Linked DNA regions of Homo sapiens: region 2 is linked to region 1. The links are chromatin loops, found by intact Hi-C in ENCODE. Cell type or tissue: dorsolateral prefrontal cortex. All regions are shown on one strand. Links, peaks and the distances in the headings refer to the core of each region. The heading gives the core; the rest is flanking DNA.

Region 1 (5,383 bases), core at 124-5,123:
AGAAGGAAGAAGGAAGAAAGAAGAAGAAGAAAAAGAAGAAATAGTAGTATTAAGGGCTTCCACAGGCTTCTGAGTTGAGAAAGCCAAGTGTAGTAAGAATGGTCAGTGGAGAGTGTTCCCCAGGCCCTAGCATAAATGAAGAGGTATCAGAGTGGGTATGGACTGGCAGATAGTGACCCTGCAGCAAGACTAAGCTCTTCTGGGTGACCTGGAGGTGAGACAGTCAGGGTGAGGGTCTCGGTATGCTGCACTACAAAAGCCAGGTGAGAGATAGCAAAAATGTCCCAAAGAGACTTTTCCCCGGGGTGGGTGAAAAAGAGAAGAGAGCAGGCAGGTTTGAGAACTGCTCCCCACTCCTCCCACCTCCTCAATTACTTCTAGGCTTTTCTTGGAATCTCTCACCACAGAGCTGTAGAAAAGCCCTATTCTGGTTTCCAGAATGGGAAGAGACCTCCCAACTATGCTGAGAAGTGAGTCATTAGGTGGGAATTTGGGGAAGAAATAGAAGGAAGGAGCCAAAGTGATATATTAAGGTCACCACCTTGGTCACCTGTCCATCTATATTTTTGGAGTAAGCAACAGAATTAGGAGTCTGAACATAGGAATTAAGAAGCTCTCGAATATAACAGTGGAAGACCAGCACCTTCCCAACCTCTTGTCAGGGCAGGGATACTCTATCTCTGCGTCACTCAACCTGCCTTGGCCTCACAGCTCTTCCTTTTGCTTAAGTCTTCAAACCATCAACAGTGATAGCCACTAATTTTAGCAGGTGGCATTAGTTGTCAGCAAATGTTTTTTCATATTTAATGAATGTTTATTATAATAGAATAAAATAGAAATGTTTATTAATAAAACTTGAAATTTGTCCCAGAAGGATAAAAACGTAGATTATTTACATAAAATGGCCAAGATCTGACAACAGAACTGTTTCCTGAAGATTTACTTCACAGATTATTTTGAAAACACCAACTGTGTTCAGGAAAATTTTCTCTCCTTTTTTTCATAAAATTTTCAAACAAGTGAGAATGCTCTAAAAATGATGGTGTGGAGCCTAGAGAAAATGTTTTCTGTGTGCTATAGATGAACATAAACTATATATATATATTACTTTCCCAGGTTGAAGTGTTTCTTTCAAAAATAAAATTTGATTATTTTCAATTTTTTGAGGGATGCTGATTTTTAAAAAGGAAATAAAGAGAAATTATTAGGAAGCATATACACAGCCAGTGAGAAGAGGAAAGAAGAAAAGGCCAAGGCCAGAGGAAGGGGGTTTGGGGTGGGGGAAAGGAAGGGTACAGACCCTCCCAAATAACCGAAGATGGGTAAACTCCAACCGCAAAGCGATGATGCCACTTGTGGGCCCTCAGATTGGAGAGGACGGAGATGAGTGACGGGGCTGTGCGCACTGGGGCACCGCGCACAGACGGGAGGAGGGGGGTGTCTGTGTGTTCCAAAGGGGGGAGTACCAGTTAACTGGCCGCCGGCCCGTGGGGGTTGGTGAGAAGGAGGGTGAGCTTGGCGGTGACGCACGGCCCTCACGTGACCGGGAGCTGCAGAGCTACGCAGCCTTCGGTGCAGTCGTCACTCGTGTCTCGCTACCAGCTCCCCGCTGCCCTGCGCTCGGCGGGCTGGCATCCGGCCCGGGGGAAAGCGGACCAGGTAAGGGCCCCGGGGCCCGCGCGCCCTGGCTAGGCCAGCAGAGGCTCACCGACCCCCCCGACGAGCGCAGAACAGCGCAGGGGATCCCCGCCAGCTTTCTCCACACCCCAACATTCTTGGGAACATAGTGGTCCCCTGGGGTGGGGAAGCAGTGGCGGCTGGGGCTCCAGGGGCAGCAGAGCAACCAAGAGCGATGGAAAACCATTCCCGAGTCCTTGCAGGAAAACGGTGAACACCACGGGGGGCGAGGCGGCCGAGGGTGGGAGCGGGGGGCGGGAGACGCGGGGCGCTGGCAGTGAGGAGGGCCCTAGGCGGAGAAGGAGCTAGCGTTCCGCTGCAGCAGCCCCCCCTCCCCACACCCCAGCCCTTCTGCAGGTCTGCGGGGCCAAGTGTCCCGGCGGCGCACCTCGTGGCGAGAATCGGGAGAAGGAGGAGACTACAAGGATAGGCCCAGGTCAGTGCGAGGGACGGTGGTGGGGGCGGGTGCAGAGTCCAGTCTGAGGTCCCCTCCCAACTCCCCCATCTCCCGTCCTCCATTTTGGTGCCTGCCGAGATCTAGGGATGGATCTGTAGGGAAAATGGTGGGTTTGGGGGCAGGTAGGGGAAGACACGAGAGGTGGGGGGGGGGGCGGGCTCGAATGGGGGCCCCCTAGTGGGCGCACGAAACCTCTCTGGTGGGAAACGTGAAATTAAACAAAACAAAACATGTTGATAGCCATGACGCGGAATCCTGAAAAATGAGTAGCCGTGCCTCTGTCCTCGGTACTGAAGCGTTCACCAGCTGTTCAGCCCCTTCTCTCTCCTTTTGTCTCCTAGGAGTAATGGAGTCCAAAGAGAAACGAGCAGTAAACAGTCTCAGCATGGAAAATGCCAACCAAGAAAATGAAGAAAAGGAGCAAGTTGCTAATAAAGGGGAGCCCTTGGCCCTCCCTTTGGATGCTGGTGAATACTGTGTGCCTAGAGGAAATCGTAGGCGGTTCCGCGTTAGGCAGCCCATCCTGCAGTATAGATGGGATATGATGCATAGGCTTGGAGAACCACAGGCAAGGATGAGAGAAGAGAATATGGAAAGGATTGGGGAGGAGGTGAGACAGCTGATGGAAAAGCTGAGGGAAAAGCAGTTGAGTCATAGTCTGCGGGCAGTCAGCACTGACCCCCCTCACCATGACCATCATGATGAGTTTTGCCTTATGCCCTGAATCCTGATGGTTTCCCTAAAGTTATTACGGAAACAGACCCCTGCTTTCGAATTTACATGTTCATGATGTGCCCTTGTTGTAAACCTTTACCTGTCACTTGTTTACGTGGGTCTCCTATTACCAGCTTCTAATTGAATATTGTGTTTTTGAACCAGTCTGTAAGATTTTTGTTAGCAGAAGAATTTTACCTATTGCATGGAAAGATGCTCATTATAGTGAAGTTAATAAAGCACCTTTAAAAAGCAATCTCTATATTCTTTTTTTGTTAAAAATTTATATTGATTGTACTTAATACATGAAAAGAAAAGTACTGAAATTAAATATACCAAAGGATTAATATAGGGACTCATTCTATGAGATGGGTTAATGTATTTTTTATATTTTCTGTAATTTAAGAAAAATTGGAAACATTTTTAAATAACCTTTGAAGGCAGTAGAGTCACTTAATAAATACTTGCTGATCAGCACTACTCACAAAAGCAAAGACATGGAATCAACATAAATGTCCATCAGTGAGAGACTGGATAAAGTAAATATACATATACATCATGGAATATTATGCAGCCATAAAAATAAAGAAATCATGTCTGTTGTGGGAATATGGATAGAGCTGGAGGCTATTATCCTTAGCAAACTAATGCAGGAACAGAAAACCAAATACTGCATATTCTCATTTATAAGTGGGAGCTAAATGAAAACTCATGAACACAAAAAAGGGAACAACACACACTGGGATCTGTAGGGGTGGAGAGTGGGAGGGGGAAGAGGAACCTAAAAGATAACTATTGGGTGCTGGGCTTAATACCTGGGTAATGAAATAATCTGTGCAACAACCACCCCCCCACCTGCCCCCAGCCCATGACACAAGTTCACCTATGTAACAAACCTTCACATGTACCCTGGAACCTAAAAGTTTTCTTAAAAAAAGAAAAAAAAAATACTTGCTAATCAAATTTGGATCTCTTAGCCAGGTAAATAAACTCAGGAATTTGTATAAGTTGGGGGTGGCATTTCCTTCACATGACTGGAATGAGGTCATTTGTGTGAGACCTGTGTTTACCTGTTTTTTCTCCCATCCACACCTATTATGCAAGACTCTCATCCTCAGATTTTCCCTTCAGATGTTTAGCAGAGTGCTCAAAGGTAGGTCTCACTAGTCCAGCATAGTTCCTATTCTCAGGAATAAAATGTCTGTTGGTCATGCTGTGGTTTCTTCATGACGAGGCAGGCACTTAACCGAAGTAAAATTAATAATGACTGAGTCAGGAGCTCTGAGTTTTTGTCTCGGTTCAGTTTCTAAACAAGTAAATAACTTTGGATGTGTAACTTAGATTACTTGCCATTCCTAAAGGAACACTGGGTTCATTTAGTAATGTCACAGTGTTTCTAAAACTATGCTAATCTGCCACCTGTGTGAGAATCACCAGGGGATTTCTTGAAAATGTGGATTCATACAAAGTTCTTGGGTCCCAACATAGATCCCCTGAATGGGGCTTCAGAACTTTTGTTTTTAGCAAGCTTTCCTGGTGATTCTGATGCACATTAATGTCTAAATGGCTACTGGTATGTAAATATTTACTATGATGTCAATTTTTTTTTTTTTTCTGAGACGGAGTCTCGCTCTGTTGCACCTCTGCCTTCCGGGTTCACGCCATTCTCCTGCCTCAGCCTCCTGAGTAGCTGGGACTACAGGCACCCGCCACCACGCCCGGCTAATTTTTTGTATTTTTTAGTAGAGATGGTGTTTCACCGTGTTAGCCAGGATGGTCTGGATCTCCTGACCTTGTGATCTGCCCACCTCGGCCTCCCAAAGTGCTGGGATTACAGGCGTGAGCCACCGTGCCCAGCTGATATCAGTTCTTAAAAGCCATAATAACTTGCAGAATATAAAGGTGAATATCTGAATTCAGTTCAGGGAACCATTAAAATGTAAAGGATGAGATCATGAAAAAAGCATTAGATTTATTACATAACAATTTGAATTTTATTATCTTTTGTGGAATATTAGGTGATTTCTTCTGTACTCAACTGCATTTTTCTTAACATGGATTACGTTAAGAAGAAATACAAGCTAACAACAGATCCAGATCCAAAGAACTATTCAGTTAGCTTACAAATGCAATTGAAACACATAAAAATTCCCATTGACAGAACTGAGATATGTAAATTTCATGTTAGCCTTGGATAGAGTATTCATGCCTTGGTGTAATTATCCCTCCTATGGAGTGCAGGTAAAATAACTGTCTTAATCAATAGAATACAGCAAAAGTGACGGGATGTCACTTCTGTGATTATGTTACAGAAGATTGTGATTGTCATCTTGCTAGCAGATTCATTCTGTCTCTTCCTTCCTCCTTCCTCCCACTTTTGCTGGCTTTGATGAAACAAGCTGCCATGTTGGAGAGGCACATATAGCAAGGAATTGAGAGTGTTCGCCAGCCAACAGCCAGTGAGGAACTCAGGCCCTCAGTCTAATAGCCCTCGAGGAATTGAATCCTGCCAAAACAACAAAGGTGAGTTTGGAA
Region 2 (5,383 bases), core at 291-5,290, 110 kb after region 1:
ATCAGACACAGAGACCAATATAACATAACAAAGAGCCCAGAAATAAAGCCACACACCTACCACCATCTGATCCTTAACAAAGTCATCAGAAATAAGCAATGGGAAAATAACCCCCTATTCAATAAATGGTGCTGGTATAACTGGCTAGCCATATGCAGAAGATTGAAACTAGACCCCTTCCTTACATCATATACTAAGCTCAAGATGGATTAAAGACTTAAATGTAAAACCTAAAACTATAAAAAGTCTTGAAAGCCAGGTGCGGTGGCTCACGCTTGTAATCCCAACACTTTGGGAGGCCGAGGCGGGCGGATCAAGAGGTCAGGAGATCGAGACCATCTTGGCTAACATGGTGAAACCCCATCTCTACTAAAAATATAAAAAATTAGCCGGCTGTGGTGGCGGGCGCCTGTAGTCCTAGCTACTCAGGAGGCTGAGGCAGGAGAATGGCGTGAACCCGGGAGGCGGAGGTTGCAATGAGCCGAGATCATGCCACTGTACTCCAGCCTGGGCGACAGAGCGTGACTCCGTCTCAAAAAAAAAAAAAAAAAAAAAAAGGAAAAAAAAAGTCTTGAAAAAAGCCTGGGAAATAGTATGCTAGACATTGGCCCTGGCAAATATTTTATGATGAAGAAACCAAAAGCAATTGCAACAATACCAAAAATTAACTAATGGAACCTAACTAAATTAATAGCTTCTGCACAGCAAAAGAAACTATCAACAGAGTAAACATACAGCCTACAGAATGGGAGAAAATACTTGCAAACTATGCATCCAACAATGATCTAATATCCAGAATCTATAAGGAACTTCAACAAACGTATAAGCAAAAAACAGCCCTATTAAAAAGTGGGCAAAGAACATGAACAGATACTTTTCAAAAGAAAACATATGCGTGGCCAACAAGCATATGAAAAAGTGCTCAACATCACTAATCATTAGATAAATGCAAAACTACAATGAGATACCATGTCACACCAGTCAGAAGGGCTAATATTAAAAAGTCAAAAATTACAGATGCTAGCGAGGTTGTGGAGGAAAGGAAATGCTTATACACTTCTGGTGGGAATGTAAATTACTTCAGACATCGTGGAAAGCAGTGTGGTGATTTCTCAAAGGACTTAAAATGGAATTTCCATTCAACCCAGCCATCCCATTATTGGGTATATACTCAAAGGAATATAAATTATTCTACTATAAAGTGACATGCACACATTCCACAGCACTATTCACAATAGCAAACGCATGGAATCATCCTAAATGCTCATCAATGGTAGACTGGATAAACAAAACGTAGTACATACACACCACGGAATACTACACAACCATAAAAAGAATGAGAGCATGTTCTTTGCAGCAGCATAGATGGAGCTGGAGGCCACTATCTTAAGTGAACTAATACAGGAACAGAAAACCAAATACAACATGTTCTCACCTGTAAGTGGGAGATAAACATGAGTACACGTGGACACGTGTACTTGAGAATAGAGGGTGGGAGAGGACTGAAAAACTACCTATCATGTACTATGCTTGTTACCTGGATGATGAGATAATCTGTACACCCAACCCCTGTGACAAGCAATTTACCTATATAACAAACCAGCAAATATACCCCTGAGCCCCTAGCCTAAAGTAAAAGTTTAAAAAGTATTAAGTGAATAAAGAAATGAATTATACTTGAATATAAAAATAAAAGAAATAGCAACTCTCATACTGGGATATTAGGAGTATATCTGATAAATATTATTCTGATTTCATTATATTAATATAAAATTTTAGAGTATCTGAGATTTTAAAAGGATGCTTTCAAAATCTTATTAAGAAATTCTTGCCAAGACATTTGTGTATATGAGCAAGTGTTACAAATATCATCTGTTATAGAAACTATGGTAAGGGAGCTTACTTTTTACCACTAGGATACTGGGGAAATAAAGTTTACAGCATCCTACGATGAAACACCAGTTAATATAAAAATATTGAACGTATATTGTAACGTAATTTCGAATGTTATAGAAATTTATTTCCATGAAAAAATGCTAATAAAGATTTAAAGAGGGGTACAAAGACTTGAACAAGTAGTCTGGATCCATTTTTCCCTCATTTAGGTCTCTGATTTTCCAGTGGTCAAAGAATAAAAATTAAAATGACCTTTTTCTTCTGATATAGAACTCTCTTTTCAGCACAGTAAGAGATAACGATTTCTGTCTTGAGCCCATCAATGTCCCTGGGAATACTGAGAATGTCCGCTTTGCCACCCAGAGTTCCAGAAAGCTCTGTAAGGTGGGCTTGGGCCACAGCCTCTCCCTCCCACCTTCCTGCTCGCGATGTTCTAGCTGTAGTTCAGCCTTCTGTCACGAGAGGGCACCACGGTACCACCATTATCGAACTCTATCAAGAAGGGTCTGCAAGGAGCAAAAAATAAAATACCTCCCTTAAAACTTAGCTTATGAATCTAGATTACAGAGTAATTCTAATTCTGTCAGAAAAAAACCTGATGATAGGTGTAAAATAAGTCTGTATATATGTATGGCATCAACAATGAAACACCAGACAGCTCTAGCACACGTTGGCAATCATTAGCATTAATAGTGCAAGGCAGGCAGAAGGTGACTGAGAGAGTATGGGCGTGCCTAAGTGGGTCCTGGGCAGCTGCGTCCATAATGTCCTGGAGAGGGGATGAGTGAGAGGGAGTGAGAGGTTTGAGAAGCCTGTACAACGGTAGGGTAACGGAGGGTGAACACCCAGCTCTCTGGAAGGCACCCCTCTACAGTGTGGACACCTCAATCTACACCGAGGAGGGAAGAGATAAATCAATGAATTCGATGTAGATTTGGGGTGAACAGCAAATAGGACTGTTTTTAATATGCATGTGAATTTTCCAAACAGAATTGTTATTATAATAAATATTTTCATAACATTCATTACTCTGTAGAATACACTTCTGTTCATTAAAAAAGAACGACAAAGATGAAGATAGCTGTGATGCCTCCTGGTGGCCAGAGAAATTATTGCACATCTGGGAGTAGAGTTGGGGCAGGAGAGGGGAGGGAGGAAGGGAGGGTGGGATCTAATTAATGGCATCGGGCACAGTATTCTGGAATTTTTCACATACTTGTCACAATTTGTGTGCATCCATTTATCTAGGTTATTTTTTAAAAGTATATTTTCTGGGATATATAAACCTTTTTCTTTCATTTAGAATTTTTCAACATCAGTAATATTGTTACTTAAAAACTATATGGGTCATAATTTAAAAAAAAAGTTTAGCGGATCACGAGGTCAGGAGTTCAAGACCAACCTGGCCAACATGGTGAAACCCCATCTTTACTAAAAAATACAAAAATTAGCCAGGCGTGGTGGAGGGCGCCCGTAATCCAAGCTAGTTGGGAGGCTGAGGCAGGAGAATCGCTTGAAACCAGAAGACAGAGGTTGCAGTGAGCCAAGATTGCACCACTGTACTCCAGCCTGGGCAACAAGAGTGAAACTCTATCTCAAAAAAAAAAAGTTTAATACTCTGGGATCATGTAATGGCAGACCCCAAGGAGATGAGATCATTCACAGCCCCAAAAGCATGAAGACAAAATGAGAAAAACTTTAAAATAATCAAAATTAACTGTTGATAGGGAGATAACAAGGGTATTTTACTGGTTTACTTAGTCACACCTAAAATCAGTAACCTTATATGAATAATGGTGGTGATATTGGGTAATTTGACTGATACTTAGGATTATAGAAGATTAAATATATTTAAAAACGTCTTGAGGCGTGTGTACTATCCCTTGAGGAAGATTAAAGCATTAACAGGCCTGGAGCCATCAAGTCAAAATAGAAAAATACCTTAAGTATTCCAAAGTTAGCTGCTGATCTGGAAAGAACAAGTTGTCTCTCTTATTTGCATAAAATTTCCTAAAGGCAGCACCCTGATGTGAATAATGGTCATAGTCATGGGTACCTTGGACGGCAGTTAAGATTAAAGGAGATGAGATGTAAAGGGCATTTGCTTACAGTAGTTCAGTGCATGTTACTTTCCCTCTCTCCAGCTCACTTGTCTCAAGGCCAACACCTGAGCTTCTGCCTGAGCCCATTCACCACTTCAAGGATCAGCCAACTCGTGTGGCCCTACACCCATGTCTCTTGGTACAAAGCATGAGATTTCACCTCCTCTGCCTTCATCATTACCCAGAGGGGTTGTGGAGTGGGGACCTGTGGGGAACAACAGCCAGGGAGTGGAATCTGACCATTTATCAAGGCCTGGAAGCCCATCTTCTAAAAGGGAGGCTGCCCAGAGCCATCTAGGGAGGGTGAGGGATGGAACCTCATTCCAATCCTGCCACTTTCCTGGGGAGGTGACTTAGGTTCTGTGAGGCTGAGCTTGGTCATCTGTGAAATGGGATTGACCATACCATCTCTACAGAGCTGTCCTGGGGGGTAAATGAGAAAACCTCTTGAGAATATACGGCATGGAGTTGGACTTCAATTATCTTTAAATGTTGGGACACAGCAGTAGGGACTGGCTGGGCCTCAGGGTTAAGGCAGGCATTGTGAAAAATCATTTCTCATTATTTCCCTTTATAAGAAAACAGTTGAAGAAAGCAAATGTTCCTTTGATATGCCTTGAGTTCAAAGTTTTGTAGACAGTAGTTTCTCTACTTCTTGGGTGTTATCAGAAGCTTATAAGAGCTGTTCAACATCATTCCCCTGAGCTGACCCAAATCCAGTTTCCCTTGCCTGGAATACAGGCATGTCTTTGAACTCACCTGGTGATCTCAGTGATAGATAGCAAAGTAAGCAAAGTGTGATGTCTGCTAATGGCTCCTTCTGGACTGCTTAGTATTTTAATTTATGTATAGGAAAATTCTGGACCCATCCTGCAGTCATCAATGCAGGAGTCCTCAGGCCATGTATTATCCAGCCACATCACACCAGGATTTCAGCCACCTGCTGCCTTCTGGAGAGGCACAAATCCAATAGTTAGCAGAATTTTTTACACATAATTGTCTATTCTTTTGTTAGGTAATAACTAAATGTTTATTGAGCTCAGATTTCATGCTGTCCCGGTGGAGGCATCTCATTAGCTCTAAAGTGGAAATGAGAGGGTAAGAAAAGATATGAATATATGGGCAACTTCAAATGTTAAATTGAGATGAGATGGCTCCTTCCCATTATTTTTTCTTTTGAATTTTTCTACTGCCCAATAATTTTAAACTTGATCAAGTTTCAAGTAATTTAAGATTTTCAAATGTCATTCGTTGGACTTACCAGCATCCATTGCAGCCACATGATGGAGATATCTCTTCTGTCTCTCTTTATTGCTCTCTTTCTTTCTCTCTTTGTCTCCTCCTCTTTCTTGGTTTCTTTTTCTTTACATTCAAAGTTCCATAAA

What was found. Peaks named below come from ENCODE experiments on the same cell type or tissue, not always from the same donor. Only the 100,000 strongest peaks of a DNase experiment are listed, where the experiment ranks them.
Region 2: a loop joins it to region 1, with 2.4 times the contacts of the local background. A loop is called at or near these places in 2 of 110 quality-filtered maps.

Annotation. Positions count from the first base shown.
Region 1 is chrX:103,060,372-103,065,754 of GRCh38, reverse strand. It overlaps BEX1 (brain expressed X-linked 1), which reads left to right and starts at 1,584. Exons shown (of 3, transcript NM_018476.4): 1 at 1,584-1,659; 2 at 2,024-2,113; 3 at 2,476-3,104. The coding sequence starts at 2,481. The coding sequence ends at 2,858. RefSeq lists an enhancer at 1,400-1,694. In dorsolateral prefrontal cortex, for the core only: a CTCF peak has its summit at 2,361; DNase peaks (open chromatin) are centred at 1,524 and 2,094; H3K4me3 peaks cover 2,267 bases; H3K27ac peaks cover 2,382 bases; H3K27me3 peaks cover 4,301 bases.
Region 2 is chrX:102,948,731-102,954,113 of GRCh38, reverse strand. All of the region lies in intron 10 of LINC00630 (long intergenic non-protein coding RNA 630), which reads right to left. Among named protein-coding and RNA genes, the nearest start is that of RAB40AL, 14 kb to the right of the region's middle. In dorsolateral prefrontal cortex, for the core only: CTCF peaks have their summits at 2,316 (motif pointing right) and 2,990 (motif pointing left); DNase peaks (open chromatin) are centred at 2,333 and 3,013; H3K4me3 peaks cover 724 bases; H3K27me3 peaks cover 3,899 bases.